2 separate regions of the Homo sapiens genome follow, and region 2 is linked to region 1. Evidence: read pairs that join two places in POLR2A ChIA-PET (ENCODE). Cell type or tissue: Panc1. All regions are shown on one strand. Region 1 overlaps TTC7B (tetratricopeptide repeat domain 7B). Region 2 overlaps DGLUCY (D-glutamate cyclase).

What was found. Peaks named below come from ENCODE experiments on the same cell type or tissue, not always from the same donor. Only the 100,000 strongest peaks of a DNase experiment are listed, where the experiment ranks them.
Region 2: POLR2A ChIA-PET joins it to region 1 with 5 read pairs; 2 of 35 experiments call an interaction of 5 or more read pairs at or near these places.

Annotation. Positions count from the first base shown.
Region 1 is chr14:90,749,643-90,752,142 of GRCh38, reverse strand. All of the region lies in intron 3 of TTC7B (tetratricopeptide repeat domain 7B), which reads left to right. Among named protein-coding and RNA genes, the nearest start is that of TTC7B-AS2, 54 kb to the right of the region's middle. In Panc1, no CTCF peak of the experiment used is centred here; no DNase peak of the experiment used is centred here.
Region 2 is chr14:91,119,150-91,121,649 of GRCh38, reverse strand. The region is part of intron 1 of DGLUCY (D-glutamate cyclase); the gene reads right to left. Among named protein-coding and RNA genes, the nearest start is that of SNORA11B, 6.0 kb to the left of the region's middle. RefSeq lists an enhancer at 1,106-2,305. In Panc1, no CTCF peak of the experiment used is centred here; a DNase peak (open chromatin) is centred at 1,529.

The DNA of each region.
Region 1 (2,500 bases):
TGGGCATGTTTGAGCTTTTAAAAGTATAGAGGGTCCTCAGCCTGCTACTCAGCTAGCTGCCCAGCACCCCTCCCCGTGTGATGTCCCATTGGTCTGCTGGCTTCTGTCTAGCACCTTTGCTTTCCACACTCCACCCTGTGCACTCAGCAGTCCTTGTTGCCCCTCTAGGACATTACCCAGAGCAGATGCATTGGCCCCAGCTAATGGGCTCCCTTATAAGGGGCTTCCACTTCTGACTCCTGCATGGACCTTGGGCAAGTCACTTAACTTTTCTGAGACTCTTATTCTTTTCCCACGAGATAGAGAGGAGAATAGTACCTATTGAACAGGACCAAACAGGCACATGGAAGGGGTTTGAAAGCAAGTGTAATTATAATTTTATCATCATTAATTTATTTAAAATGTGTTACCTAGGCTGGGGCCAGTGGCTCATGTCTATAATCCCAACACTTTGGGAGGCCAAGGCAGGAGCATCTCTTGAGGTCAGGAGTTTGAGACCAGCTTGGACAACACAGTGAGACACTGTCTCTACAAAAAATAAAAATAAAAAATAAAAAATAAAAAAATAAATAAAAAGAAATTAGCAAGGTGTGGTGGCATGCACCTGTAGTCCCAGCTACTCAGGAGGCTGAGGCGGGAGGATTGCTTTGAGCCCAGGAATTCAAGGCTGCAGTGAGCTGTGATTATGCCACTGTACTGCAGCCTGGTAGACAGAGTAAAACCCTATCTCTTAAAAATAAAGTAAAAGGTGTTACTCTTCTTAGAAAGGGCATTTCAGAAGTGAGTTTATCTGTGGGAGCGCTCTTGTGTGGCAGGGAGATAAATTTTGGGTTGCGTGGCAATTCATTGTTCTTTAAATCACACAACTCAGTCAGCCACTTTTAGCACTCATGCTTTACAGCTGGTCATGGTTGGTGAGAAAGCACTGAATTTCCACCCTTTTTGTACATCACTTTAACTTTGGAGATGTAGATCTTATTGAGATGTTTACTAGGCATTGCTGTCATACCACTGTTTTTCAAGTCTGCTTTTCACTTATTTTTGTCAGGCATGTCTCTGGAAAAAAGAAAATAAGTAAAAACATTATTGATGATAGCTTCCCAAATTGACAGTACATCATCTGACATTTTAATGGGGACCAATTTTGTCCATGACCTCAGGACTCTGCTTCTCAGACAGTGTTGATATGATCCTGGACACTCGAAAATTTATAGACCAGTCCAGAGGGCCTGTAAATAGCTTCTGACAGAGAGCTAAATTTTCTGGAACTGAGCTGCATAGGCACAAACTCACTGTGATAAATCAAGACTCTGCCATTGCTCTGAGATGTGTCCATGGAATAAATGTGTACATGGAATAAATGCCATAGCATGTGGGAGAGGGAAAGGAACAATACTTAATTAATTTAATACCTTAAAGGGCCTTCTGCTCAAGAATGGACTTATTGCTAGGAATCAATTTGCCAGCTGAGACTTTGAGTGTCCACATACCTGCCTAATTAGAACATGAACCCACAGGAAACACTAGTTTCTCCTCACTGTGGAGGATTAAGTTGTGTAGCTGGTTTGAATCTTCTTACTGACCATACATGACTGTGGATTGCTGCCCTAGATGATTGGTTTTCAAGTATTTTAAGAACATGATAAAATATAGATGATAGTAAAATTATGTTGAACTGGATTTGGCCTTTCTTTGATTCACTGGCTTGGCAGGTCTCTGAGAGCCTTGGTCATTTTCATGAGCATTAGTGGTCAGAGTCCAGCCTGAAGCAGTACAAAATGCCTAAAAGTACACTCAATTTTTCCTGACCCTTTGACATACTCTGGGGAATTAGTTTTTTAAATATTAAATCCCTGATATCAACTTGCACAGTATTCTTGCTTTTCATATAAGCAGAAGGCAGACTATGAAATGATCTATCTCTTTGTGTTGTTTTTGGTGGTTTTAATTTTGCGCAAGTGAGCACTTAAAGCATATTTGGGAAGGTAATGCTTCCAAATCTGCGATTTGCTTTTGAGTAGCTTTGGAACTATTCTGGCAAATGGTGAATTTGTTCATTTTATTTATATTCTCTTCCAATGAAAATGTCAAGAGGTTATAACAGTTCACACTAGAGAGAGGCTACTTATTGATTATTTTCAATTGCATAAACAACATTGGTGCTAACTGGAAAGAAAATGAATATTGAGAACCTAGGCTGGAGGGCCATTGAAAGTTATTAGAACCGTATTCCTTATTTCAGAAAGTTTAGTAAAGACGTGGATGGTAAAAATAGACCTACATCAAATTTCTAGAGATGAAAACTACCATGTCTGATATGAAAAGTACACTGGATGTGATTAATGGCAGATTAGACATTGCAAAAGAAAAGATTAGTGAACTTGAAGACATAGCAATAGAAATTATCCAAAATGAAAGAAAGAAAAATTATTATTATTGGCCAGGTGCGGTGGCTCATGCCTGTAATCCCAGCACTTTGGGAGGCCGAGGCAGGTGGATT
Region 2 (2,500 bases), 370 kb before region 1:
TATTATTATTATTATTATTATTATTATTATTATTATTATTTTTGAGATGGAGTCTCACTCTGTCACCCAGGCTGGAGTGCAGTGGCGCGATCGCCACCACATCTGGCTAATTTTTGTATTTTTAGTAGAGATAGGGTTTCACCATGTTGGCCAGGCTGGTCTCGAACTCCTGATTTCAGGTGATCCACCCACCTCGGCCTCCCAACGTGCTGAGATTACAGGCGTGAGCCACTGCGCCCAGCCAAAAATATTATTTCTTGAAGAAAGAGTTACAGACATCCCCACAGGAGAGGAGGGTCTTCTCAGAAGCTTAGGTACAGAGCAGGTAGCATGATTGGAGGTGGAGTAGGACATGGAAAGAGCCATACAGTTCACTCTTTTGCCATTTACAGAGCACTTTCTGTGTGTCGGGAAATGTGCTTAAGCACTGGAGCTGCTAATGAGGAAGAGGCAAGGAAAACTGTGTTGACAGTGTCAGGCAGGTATGGCCTGGGAGACATTGCATGAGCTTTGACAGACAGCTGGAAATCAGCACTAGGAGAAAGGCTGAAGAAGTCTCTGTAGGTGACAGTGTGAGTGGTTGGCACACCTGGGGTAAAGAGGGAGAGGGGCTGGGAAGATAGACAAAGAGATGCTTGGGAGGGAGCATGTGCATAACCTGAAGGAGTATGAGCTTCATCTAAGAGCCCCAGGAGCACTAAGGGTAGGAGGATCCCCTGAACAGGCAGCACTTGGTGGAGGATGAATGTGAAGAAGAACATCCCTCAGAGACCCTCTGTCGTAAGTATTTGAGAAGCAATCCAGGCTTTCCCCAAAGTGAGAGAATGAGAGGAAGGGCTGATTTGAGGAACTGGAAGAGGTAGACTTGCCAGAACCTGATACCTGATTGAATGTATGCAAAAGGTGCAACGAAAGAAAGGAATCACAAATAATTATCAGGGCCAGGTGGGGTGGCTCATGCCTGTAATCCCAGCACTTTGGGAGGCTGAGGCAGGTGGCTCACCTGAGGACAGAGTTCAAGACCAGCCTGGCCAACATGGTGAAATGCTGTCTCTACTAAAAATACAAAAATTAGCCAGGCGCGGTGGTGGGTGCCTGTAATCCCTGCTACTCAGGAGGCTGAGGCAGGAGAATGGCTTGGACCCAGGAGGTAGAGGCTGCAGGTTGCAGTGAGCTGAGATAGCGTGATTGCACTGCAGCCTGGGTGACAAGAGTGAAACTCCATCTCAAAAAACAATAATAATAATAATTATCAGATTTCTTTTTCCTGGGATGGGCAACTAGCTAACTGTGCCATTCATGAAAATAAATACAAGAAGAGACTGATGAGGAATTTGGTTTTAGAATGCTAAGTAGGAGGAGCCTGTGAGACAGCCCCAGGCAGAGGTCCATGACAGGGTGGACATTCAGCACCAGAAGTCAGGAAGGACACCTGCCCGGAGGAGGGAGAGCTGCGAGTCATCAGCTTTTGCGTGGCTGAGGACACTAAGTGTATTAGTCAGGGTTCTCTAGATGGGACAGGACTAACATGACGAGGAGTTTATTAAGGAGTATTGACTCACACCATCACAAGGTTAAGTCCCACAATAGGCTGTCTGCAAGCCGAGGAGCAGGGAAGCCAATCCAAGTCCCAAAACCTCAAAAGTAGGGAAGCCAACAATGCAGCCTTCAGTCTCAGGCCAAAGCCCTGAGAGCCCCTGGCAAACCACTGGTGTAAGTCCAAGAGTCCAAAGCTGAAGAACTTGGAGTCAGATGTTTGAGGGCAGGAAGCATCCAGCACGGGAGAAAGATGAAGACTGAAAGACTCAGCCAGTCTAGTCCTTCCATGTTCCTCTGCCTGCTTTTGTCCTAGATGAGCTGGCAGCTGATTATATGGTGCCCACCCAGACTGAGGGCGGGTCTGCCTCTCCCAGTTCACTGACTCAAATGTTAATCTCCTTTTGGCAACACCCTCACAGGAACAAGACTTTACATCCTTCAATCCAATCCAGTTGACACTCAACATTAAGCCATCACACCGAGGGAGAGGGCAAAAGGCAGGAAGGGCTGTGGGTGGAACACAGAGACCCAGAGGATATTTAGGGAGTGAGTGGAACAGGAGGTCTCTTTGAAGGAAATGGAAAAAAAATGTCTAGCAAAGTAGGGTGGGAACTTAGAAAGAGTAGCACTGCAGTGAGAAAGAGTCTTCAGGTATGGGAGCACAGTGGTACCAAAGGTCCAGAAAGACAAGGTCAGATCAAGGTAGAAAAGCCTGGGAAATTTGGTCAGGGAAACAGAGTGGGTCAGGGAATATGAGTGAAAGGATATGTACAACTCTGAGGTATATCATTTAGAAGGGAGCTGTTTGCCCTCTAATTCCTCCCCTCTTCGCACTACAGGCAGGAACAGAAGGTGAAGGTGATGTTGAGTCACTTTTGACTATGCAGAAAAGGGAGCAACAAGATGGAGGAAGCTGGGTTCCTGAATGACCCTGTGGAGCAGAGTTGTTTGCCTGTCCTGG